2 separate regions of the Homo sapiens genome follow, and region 1 is linked to region 2. A link is an interaction called in ENCODE POLR2A ChIA-PET data of the cell type or tissue named here. Cell type or tissue: PC-9. All regions are shown on one strand. Each heading gives the region's core, and the rest is flanking DNA. Links, peaks and the distances in the headings are about the cores only. Region 1 overlaps CTIF (cap binding complex dependent translation initiation factor). Region 2 overlaps CTIF (cap binding complex dependent translation initiation factor).

Evidence for each region. ChIA-PET counts read pairs that join two places held together with the same protein. Peaks named below come from ENCODE experiments on the same cell type or tissue, not always from the same donor. Only the 100,000 strongest peaks of a DNase experiment are listed, where the experiment ranks them.
Region 1: POLR2A ChIA-PET joins it to region 2 with 7 read pairs; 2 of 35 experiments call an interaction of 5 or more read pairs at or near these places.

The regions. Positions count from the first base shown.
Region 1 is chr18:48,743,059-48,747,446 of GRCh38, forward strand. All of the region lies in intron 7 of CTIF (cap binding complex dependent translation initiation factor), which reads left to right. Among named protein-coding and RNA genes, the nearest start is that of MIR4743, 75 kb to the left of the region's middle. In PC-9, for the core only: no CTCF peak of the experiment used is centred there; a DNase peak (open chromatin) is centred at 1,743.
Region 2 is chr18:48,846,677-48,851,064 of GRCh38, forward strand. All of the region lies in intron 10 of CTIF (cap binding complex dependent translation initiation factor), which reads left to right. Among named protein-coding and RNA genes, the nearest start is that of CTIF-AS1, 7.0 kb to the left of the region's middle. In PC-9, for the core only: no CTCF peak of the experiment used is centred there; no DNase peak of the experiment used is centred there.

The sequences.
Region 1 (4,388 bases), core at 172-4,171, 100 kb before region 2:
ATTAAAGAACACTGATATTAAAAGGCTGGTTCATGAGGAACACGTAAGTGGTAATAATTCTGCACATATGCCTCAGGGTGCTCTGGCCGGATCTGCAAGCCTCATTCATCTGGTCAGAGTTCTCGTGTGGCAGCTCCTGCAGCTTGCAGAGCTTCACAACCCCGGGCTGGAGGCAGACAGAGCCCAACACCCATCTGACTCTGTGTCCACACGGAGCCAAGGCCCTCCTCACTCACGTCGTGCAATTTGGACAGAAGCACTTCCTAAAAACTCTCGGGTCTCAGCATTTAGAAACAAAGCAAGAATATTACAAAATCAAACCAGTTGACTTTCATTTTTTTAGAAAAACATAAAATTCAAGAATTCCAAACAGCGGGCCATGAAATCAGTTTTTGCTTTTTGTTTCTTTTTATGCCTTATATAGTCAAACTTTAGCCTGCAGTTTAGTGTGTACTGATGCCAAAGCCACAGTGTAATGGTAATATGTCATTTTGAAATTTCTTTGTAGAAAATCATGCTTTTGCTTTTACAACTCGTTTACAATAAATGAAGAAGAATGCATCACTTGATAATTGGCAGAAGGCTAAATTTTGCCTGTATTCATAAATGTTATTAAAGATCGGGTTAAACACAAACCTTGTAATTCACTTCCAATAACATATCAATCTAAAAACTGTATTTGACATAAAATAACTTCTTTATCTGGTAGTACCAAAAATAACAATTTTTTTTTTAACACTTAAGAGTGTTTCCAAGAGAAACTATTATGGTGAGAGGAATTCTCAAATCCCAAAGAGTCAAGCAAGATTCAGCTGTGGCAGCCCTCTAAACTGCCCCAGTTTTCATGAAGGTAAAAATAAGAATAATGAGAATTCATCCTTTTCCCTCCCGTTGAGGGGCTAAGTCTCCTGGTAAGTGCCTTATAGGCCCACCCCTGAGAGGAGGGGCGTACTTTGAGAAATTTGACCACAAGTGCTTTCCAGAAGGTCAAACTGACTTGCTTATGGTGAGTGCTGGTACACAGGCCCTCCCAAGTTCCCCAAGATGTGGGAGGGTTTGGCCACCCTTCAGACTGTGCCCAGACACTCAAGTTCCATTAGGGATTCTATTGGTTCCAAGTACACAGATGCACAATGAGCTCTGTGTTCAACCCTGGTAGCGCCATCCTACGGTGAGGGGTCTCTGCAGTTTCACCTCCTGCTAGGTGCAGCAGGACCCCCTTGTGTCAATTTTATTGTATTTCATTTGGTTTGCCTGGTGCGTAAGAAATTGACTTAAGAAAAATTGCCACCAAGCCTTTGTTGAGATTGGCATTTCTTCTCGAATGGCCTCTTCCCTCCTCCCTTTTAACTAAATCCTGCTTATTTTTAAAAACTTTTGATTCTGACAAAATTTCAGACTCTCAGAAAAGTTGCAGGAATAGTACAAAGAATTCTTATATATCCATCACCCAGTTTCCTGTGATGTTAACATTTTATCCTTCTCTCTCTCGTATACATTTTTTTCTGACCCGTCTGAAAGTAAGTTGCCAAAATGATGCCCTTTTACTGCTAAATATTTCACAGTGTGTTTCTTTAAAACAAAGACTTTTTTTCATAACCACAATACAATTCTCAAAATCAGGAAACTGATATAGATACGATACTGTAATTGAGTCTGTAGACCTTATTCATATTTCTCCAGCGATCGATCCTAGACTGTGGGCTGCATTCGATTGTCATGACTTGTTAGTATCTTTTATCCTGGGGCAGTTCTTTCTTCTTCTTTTTTTTTTTTTCTTTTGAGGTGGAGTCTCACGCTGTTGCCCAGGCTGGAGTGCAGTGGCGCAATCTTGGCTCACTGCAAGCTCCGCCTCCCGGATTCATGCCATTCTCCTGCCTCAGCCTTCCCAGCAGCTGGGACTATAGGTGCACACCACCACACCCGGCTAATTTTTTGTATTTTTAGTAGAGACAGGGTTTCACCGTGTTAGCTAGGATGGTCTCGATCTCCTGACCATGTGATCCGCCTGCCTCGGCCTCCCAAAGTGCTGGGATTACAGGCATGAGCCACTGTGCCCAGCCAACCTGGGGCAGTTCTTAAGTCTCTGTATTTCATGACATTGGCCTTTTTTTAAAGAGTGACCAGTTATTTTTGTAGAAGGTCCCTCAGCGTCGGTTTCTCTGGCATTTCTTCATGATTGGACTTGGGTTATAGGCACTGTAGTGATGTGACCTTCCCAGTGCACCATGTCAGGAGGTACGTGCTGTTCTTTAATCCCCTGCCTGGTGATGTTAACTATGATTACCTGGCAAAGGTGGTGACTGCCAAGTTTCTCCACTGTAAAGTTACAAGTTTTCCCTTTGTAATTAAGAAATATCTTTGGGGAGATATTTAGAGGCTACGCCAATGTTCTGTTTTTCTTCAAAACTTTCATCCACTGACTTCCATTGATGATTCTTGCTTGAAACAATTGTTCTTATGGTGGTTGCCAAATGATTTTCTAATTCCATCATTCCTTCTAAATGTACTAGTTGTCTTTTATCATAAGGGAAAGCCTTTCATTGACTTTTAACTCACTGCTCTAAGCCTCAGGACCTCAGCATTTGGGAACTAGGAGAGCAGGTCCTTGTCCCAGAATACACGGGCTGTCTCCTAGCTGAGTGGTGTTTAATGTGAAGGTTATCAGCGTCCTGCTACAAGTCCCTTGTATTTTGGAAGGTTCTAGACAAAGAAACTATCTGCTGGGGAGCCATGTCCCAAGATGGCTGGGCTGGGGGTTCCACTATGCATGAAGCCTTGAGGAGTCCTCTCTGTGATAACGTCTCACCATGGCCCCATCAGTTCCACCAGCCCTGGCTCAAAAACGTGGCCCAGGGGAGGCCCTACTCCAGCTAACTCCGTTTCACATTTCCTCTCCTTCCCAGGATGGAAAAACAGCCCTTCAGGGACAAGCGAACCTGTCAGTAATTAAGTCATGAGTGGAGGAGGCAGTCCCAGAAGGGTGGCTGGGCTGTGAGGCCTAATGGAGTGAGGCGGCTGGCGGCGTTCTCCGCCAAGAGCCTGGAGGCTCCACAGCCCAGGAAGCCCAACCGGCTCCTCTGTGTCCCATCTGTGGGGCCATCTTTGCTTCACGTAGGGGCCTTTCCCCAAGAAGGGCTGGACAAGGTTTATCATCATCCTGTGGTCAGCACTTTTAGCTTGGGCTGTTACCTGTTTTCCAGCCCCCAGGCACACCCATGACACCTGCCTGCTCTCAGAGGTGCCCCAGGCTCCACACTTTCCCTCTTGAAAAGTGTCTCTCTTGTGCTGCCCTCCTCTGAGATGCTTATGTTTGGGACACCAGGGTCACAGCTTGCTGGCCTGATGAAGTACTCCGTGCATACTGATTGAAGTGAGAACGTGTGGGGAGGGTCTTGATGGATGGGGAAGATCAGGCGCAGGGACAAGCAGATGCGGCACTATGATGGTGGCACCACCTCTCTAGCTCTTGCCTGGTAGACAGGAGGTCCAGGCTGGCCAGGAGGAGTCAGGAATTAGGTGAGAGGGAGCATTGTCACCAAAGGTTTCAGGTCAGAGCGTGGCAAGATGATAGTCACGGCCACATAGCAGGATGGAGGGGAGAGGCCTCAGTGTGGCATGGTCTCTTCATCCAGAAACAGAGACTTTGAAGGTCTGGGTCAAAAATGCCAAGTCCAGCCCCCTGGCCCCTGACCCAGGAGGGAGCTGAGTTCCCCTGCAGTCTTAGGGGGATCCTCCCATCCCCACTACTTCTCTGTCTCCATCCCACCTGCAACCACTGCTGGTGTCTCTACTCTTCTCCTTTTTAAGGGTATTCCTCTCAGTTATGTGGGTCCTTCCACTACCTCACGTCCTCCAGGAAGCCCTCCCTAACCTCACCCCGAGAACTCACCAGACCCCATGTCTCGCCACATGCTGTCGTAGATGGTTCTTTGAGTAGACATAGCAATTTTGCCGCTAGATTTTAAGATCCCCAAGGGCGGGAACCATATGTTATGTTGCTTTGTGGCTACCTGAGCCCCGACACGTAACAAATACACCAGAGTTTGATCAGATTTTAGGATTGCAAAGGAAGACTCCAAAGCTGGTATGTGGCTCTACCCAGATCTCAGGGGAGAGGCCAGCCTGAGAAGCAATATTCTTCATTCGTTAGCTCAAACGTGGTTTTCAATGAATCAAGAATAAACTATGATGGATGAGGAAGCCACCATCGGCCAGCTTGCCAACTGGTGCTGAGCCTCCAGCGCCCCATCTTCTGCCCCAGCAAGCTCCCCAGTAGGTTCCTGGCTAAGAAACTTGGGAAACCCCAGTAGGCAGGCTTGCATGGAGGGCCTGTAGCCAGAAGTAGAGAGGTACGCTGGGCAGGGGAAGGGCCTGCACTGGAGCCA
Region 2 (4,388 bases), core at 75-4,074:
GAATAGGTGAGTAGATAGATGGATGAAAGGATGGATAGATGGGCGGATGGATGGATGGATGGATGGATGAGTAGGTGAGTAGATGGATGAAAGGATGAATGGATGGATGGATGGATAGATACATGGATGAAAGGATGGATGGATGGATAGATAGATGAATGAAAGAATGGATGGGTGGATGGATGGATGGATGGATGAGTAGGCAAGTAGACAGATGGATAAAAGGGTGGATGAGTGGATGGAGGGATAGGTAGTGGCCAATACAGACAAAGAATAGGTAAAATCAGTTCAATTTTGTGAAGGCTCAGGTTGACCTGTCACCAGTCAACACAATTAAAAATTATGAGCTCCAGCCGGACATGGTGGCTCACACCTGTAATACCAGCACTTTGGGAGGCTGAGGCAGGCAAATCACGAGGTCAAGAGATGGAGACCATCCCGGCCAACATGGTGAAACCCCATCTCTACTAAAAATACAAAAATTAGCTGGTCGTGGTGGTGCGTGCCTGTAGTCCCAGCTCCTCAGGAGGCTGAGGCAGGAGAATCGCTTGAACCCGGGAAGCAGAGGTTGCAGTGAGCCGAGATCACGCTACTGCATTCCAGCCTGGTGACAGAGCAAGACTCCGTCTCAAAAAAAAAAAAAAAAAAAAATTATGAGCTCCAACCAGCAAAATAAGAATTAGCTAATGTGGGAAATTAATATCATTCCGTAAAGGAGAGAGCACAGATCCAGGACTCTCCAGCACCTTCCATTTCCACTTAGACCTGCTGTCTGTCTGGGTTGTGCAAGCCACTTAACTACTGAGCCTCAGTTTCTCTACCAATTAAGCAGATATGATAATACCTGTGGCCTTTCCCTGTCTCCACAGGAGTGTCATGAGGGTAAAAGGAATGGTGCATACAAAGCATGTTGAGATCTTCAGGGAAGATACATGTTTATAAAGATAGAAACATCATAACAATAATAACACCTTACGTTTGAATCAAGCTTTGCACTTATCAAAGCTCTTTCACATACGTTATTTCAATTGACTCTCCAAACAATCCTAGGCAGATACTATCCCTGTTCTCAGGTGAGGAAGCTGAGATGCAGAGTGATTAAGTGGCATGCCAGGGGCTGGTCTTAGTGTGTAGCAGGTCTTCTGACTCCAAGCCTGATGCCCATTTTTGATGATAGCCTTTCTTGGATAGATTATCTACTTCCCTGCCTCCCTGAACGGAGACCTAGACATAATTGGCCCTTTTCTTGATGACTCGTCATTACCATAGGCACAGTCCCTGGGCTGTCCTCCAGGTTTGGCTGTAGGTACAGGTCCAGGTCCCGCAGAGGCACAGGGTGGATGGGCCAGCTGTCCCGGAGGGTACTCCTGACGTGTAGGTGGCAACCATCCTAGAGCCCTGCAGGTGTGGTTCTTCTGACTCTGCCTCATTCTTCCCCCTGTCCCCTTTGTCTCCACTGTCAGCATGTGTGCCCATTTCTGTGGCTTCCTCCGCCACCACGGCCTTTACCCGTCACTATCTTTTCTTCTTTGTTTCCCTCTCTCCTGCCCTACAATTCTTTCCACACCTTCAGCTTGTCCCCCCACAGCCCTGGCTCATCCACCGGCCCAGCCAGCCAACCTCAGCTCCCAGGCTGGCTTTGTTCTCCCGCCAATCACAGCCCTCTGCAAACCTCCCACTTTGGCTCCCTCATGGCTGCCCCTGTGGCCACCTCCAGTCGCTACCAAAGGAAGGAGGCTCCTCCAGGCAGGGGCTGGGCTGAGCTTTTTCTGCAGCTGCATTAGGTGGCTTGGGTTTGCTCTCCCACAGTAGAAGGCTGTGCTGTGGGTGAGCTGAGGTGGTCAAGGTGGGCTGGCCAGCCCGGCTTGGATGGACACTGCACCCCTCACTAGCAAGGCAAGATGTTGGGATTGCCAGTGCTCATCCCTCCCTGCACAGCGAGGCTGCCCCATGAGTTCTCAGCACCCCCTTTCCCTCCCTGCAGGGTGGCATCCCAAGCTACCAGCCTGGTTACATCCTGGGCATGCCTTGGGCAGCCTGCCTGTGCCCGTGGCCCTTCCCCCAGGGACTCCAGGAGACTCCCACCAGGCTGCCTTTCTCCCTGGCTGCTGTGGGGCCTCCCACAGCCACAGCCTGACTGGAGCACCTTGGTTTCTCCCTGAGGGAGGATATGATGGGCGTGCCCACAACAAGTCTCCGCCAGAGACAATAGGACAGGAATGCATTCGCTTCCGAACAAACACTGTGTGGGCTCGCACAATTGCCTTGGATTCTTGTCCAAGAAACACATTTTGCCGTTCGAGGGCACGGGAGGCTTGCCTGCCCCAGCCCGCCCACATCCCCGTCAGTGCCAGAGACTCTGATGAGTGGGCTGCTCCTCCCCCGACCCCAGGGCCTCTGACCCCCAGGTAGAGCAGGCTGGTCTCCTTCATGGATGCAGCTCGTCTTCCAGAGGTGACAGCAGAGGAGAGGGACAGTCCTGCCCACACAGAGGGTGCCTGCTCCTACCAATGCCTTTTTTTTTTTTTTTTTTTTTTTTGAGACAGAGTCTTACTCTGTCGGTCAGGCAGGAGTGCAGTCGTGAGATCTCGGCTCACTGCAACCTCTGCGACCTGGGTTCAAGCGATTCTCCTGCCTCAGCATCCCAAGTAGCTAGAATTACAGGCGTCTGCCACCATGCCTGGCAAATTTTTGTATTTTTAGTAGAGATGGGGTTTTGCCATGTTGTCCAGGCTGGTCTTAAACTCCTGGACTCAAGTGATCCACCCACCTTGGCCTCCCAAAGTGCTAGGATTACAGGCATGAGCCACCCCGCTCAGCCTGCCATTTTTTTAAAAACCATTTTTTATTGGTTAATAAATACATACATATACATATAACATTATGTAAAGCTTACCATTTTAAACTTTTTTTTTTTTTTTTTTTTTTGAGACAGAGTTTCACTCTATCGCCAGGCTGGAATGCAGTGGCACGATCTCAGCTCACTGCAACCTCTGCCTCCTGGGTTCAAGCAATTCTCCTGCCTCAGCCTCCCGAGTAGCTGGGACTACAGGCCCGCACCACCACACCCAGCTAATTTTTGTATTTTTAATAGAGACGGGGTTTCACCATGTTGGCCAGGTTGATCTTGATCTCTTGACATCGTGATCCACCCGTCTCGACCTCCCAAAGTGCTGGGATTACAGGCGTGAGCCACCGTGCCCGGCCCATTTTAACCATTTTTAAGGGTGCACTTCTTTGGCATTAAGCGTATTCACACTGTTGGGCAACCATCCCCACCGTCCATCTCCAGAACTGTTTCACCTTCCCCAGCTGAAACTCTGTCCCCATGAAACACTCCCCATCCTCCCTCTTCCCAGTTCCTGGCACCCACCATTCTGCTCCCTGTCTGTATGAATTTGACTACTCTAGGGACCTCATAGAAGTGGAATCATACAGTGTTTGTTCTTCTGTGCCTGACTTATTTCACTTAGCATAATGTCTTCGGGGCTCGTCCGTGTTGTGGCATGTGTCTCAATGGCCTTCCTTTTTAAGACTGGGTGATATTCCCCTTGTATGGATTTACCACTTGTTTATTTATTCATCTTTCAGTGAACACTTGGGTTGTTCCGCCTCTTGCTATTGTCAGTAATGCTGCTGGGAACATGAGTGTCCAAGTCACTGTTCAAGATGCCGCTAATTTTTGAGATCTGTGTTTGAGCTAAGTGAAGCTGTTGTCTCCTGGCGATCCCAAATAGAACATACATAAATGAGAGAGCTAGTCGGCCCTCTCCGTACTGGCAGGGATTCGTTTATCCCCAAAATGAGCTGTCTCTTAGGAAATCAGAGCCCTGAAGAAATGGGACATAGGACAGGTCATTTAGGCCAAGATAGACAAGACTGGAAAGGTTCTTCCCTTGGGATGATACCCACTAAAGGCAAGTTCAGTAGGGATTTCTGGGCAGCCATTGGTCACCCTGAAGCATGGAGAGCCCGGGAGGGCAATGGCACTGACGGGGCCCCAGGGAGGAAGCCTGTGGAGTTGTGCCAAGGGCCCCCTGGAAGAGGCAGGCCAGACCCTTGTTCTGACACAGAGCAGCAGGTGGGGCCTTCAGCTGTGTGCCCCATCCAAGGGAGGCTGAGGGAGCATCCTCCACCATCCCTTCACCCCGAAGGGTCTGAGAATCCACTCTCAAAAGCCAGCAACCAAGCAGGTGTGTGTGGGGAGGACAGGACATGGTCTGCAGCCACCAAGGCCCTTCCTGTGCTCTCTGCGTTCCAGCAACTGGGAGGGACAAGTAAGATGAGAAACTCCTTCCCTGACTTCCTTGAGAAAACCCAGCAGGCCGTTTGCAAGAGGGCCTCTCGCACAATGTGGTTTTTGGCTTCATGCAGACTTTCCCAAACAA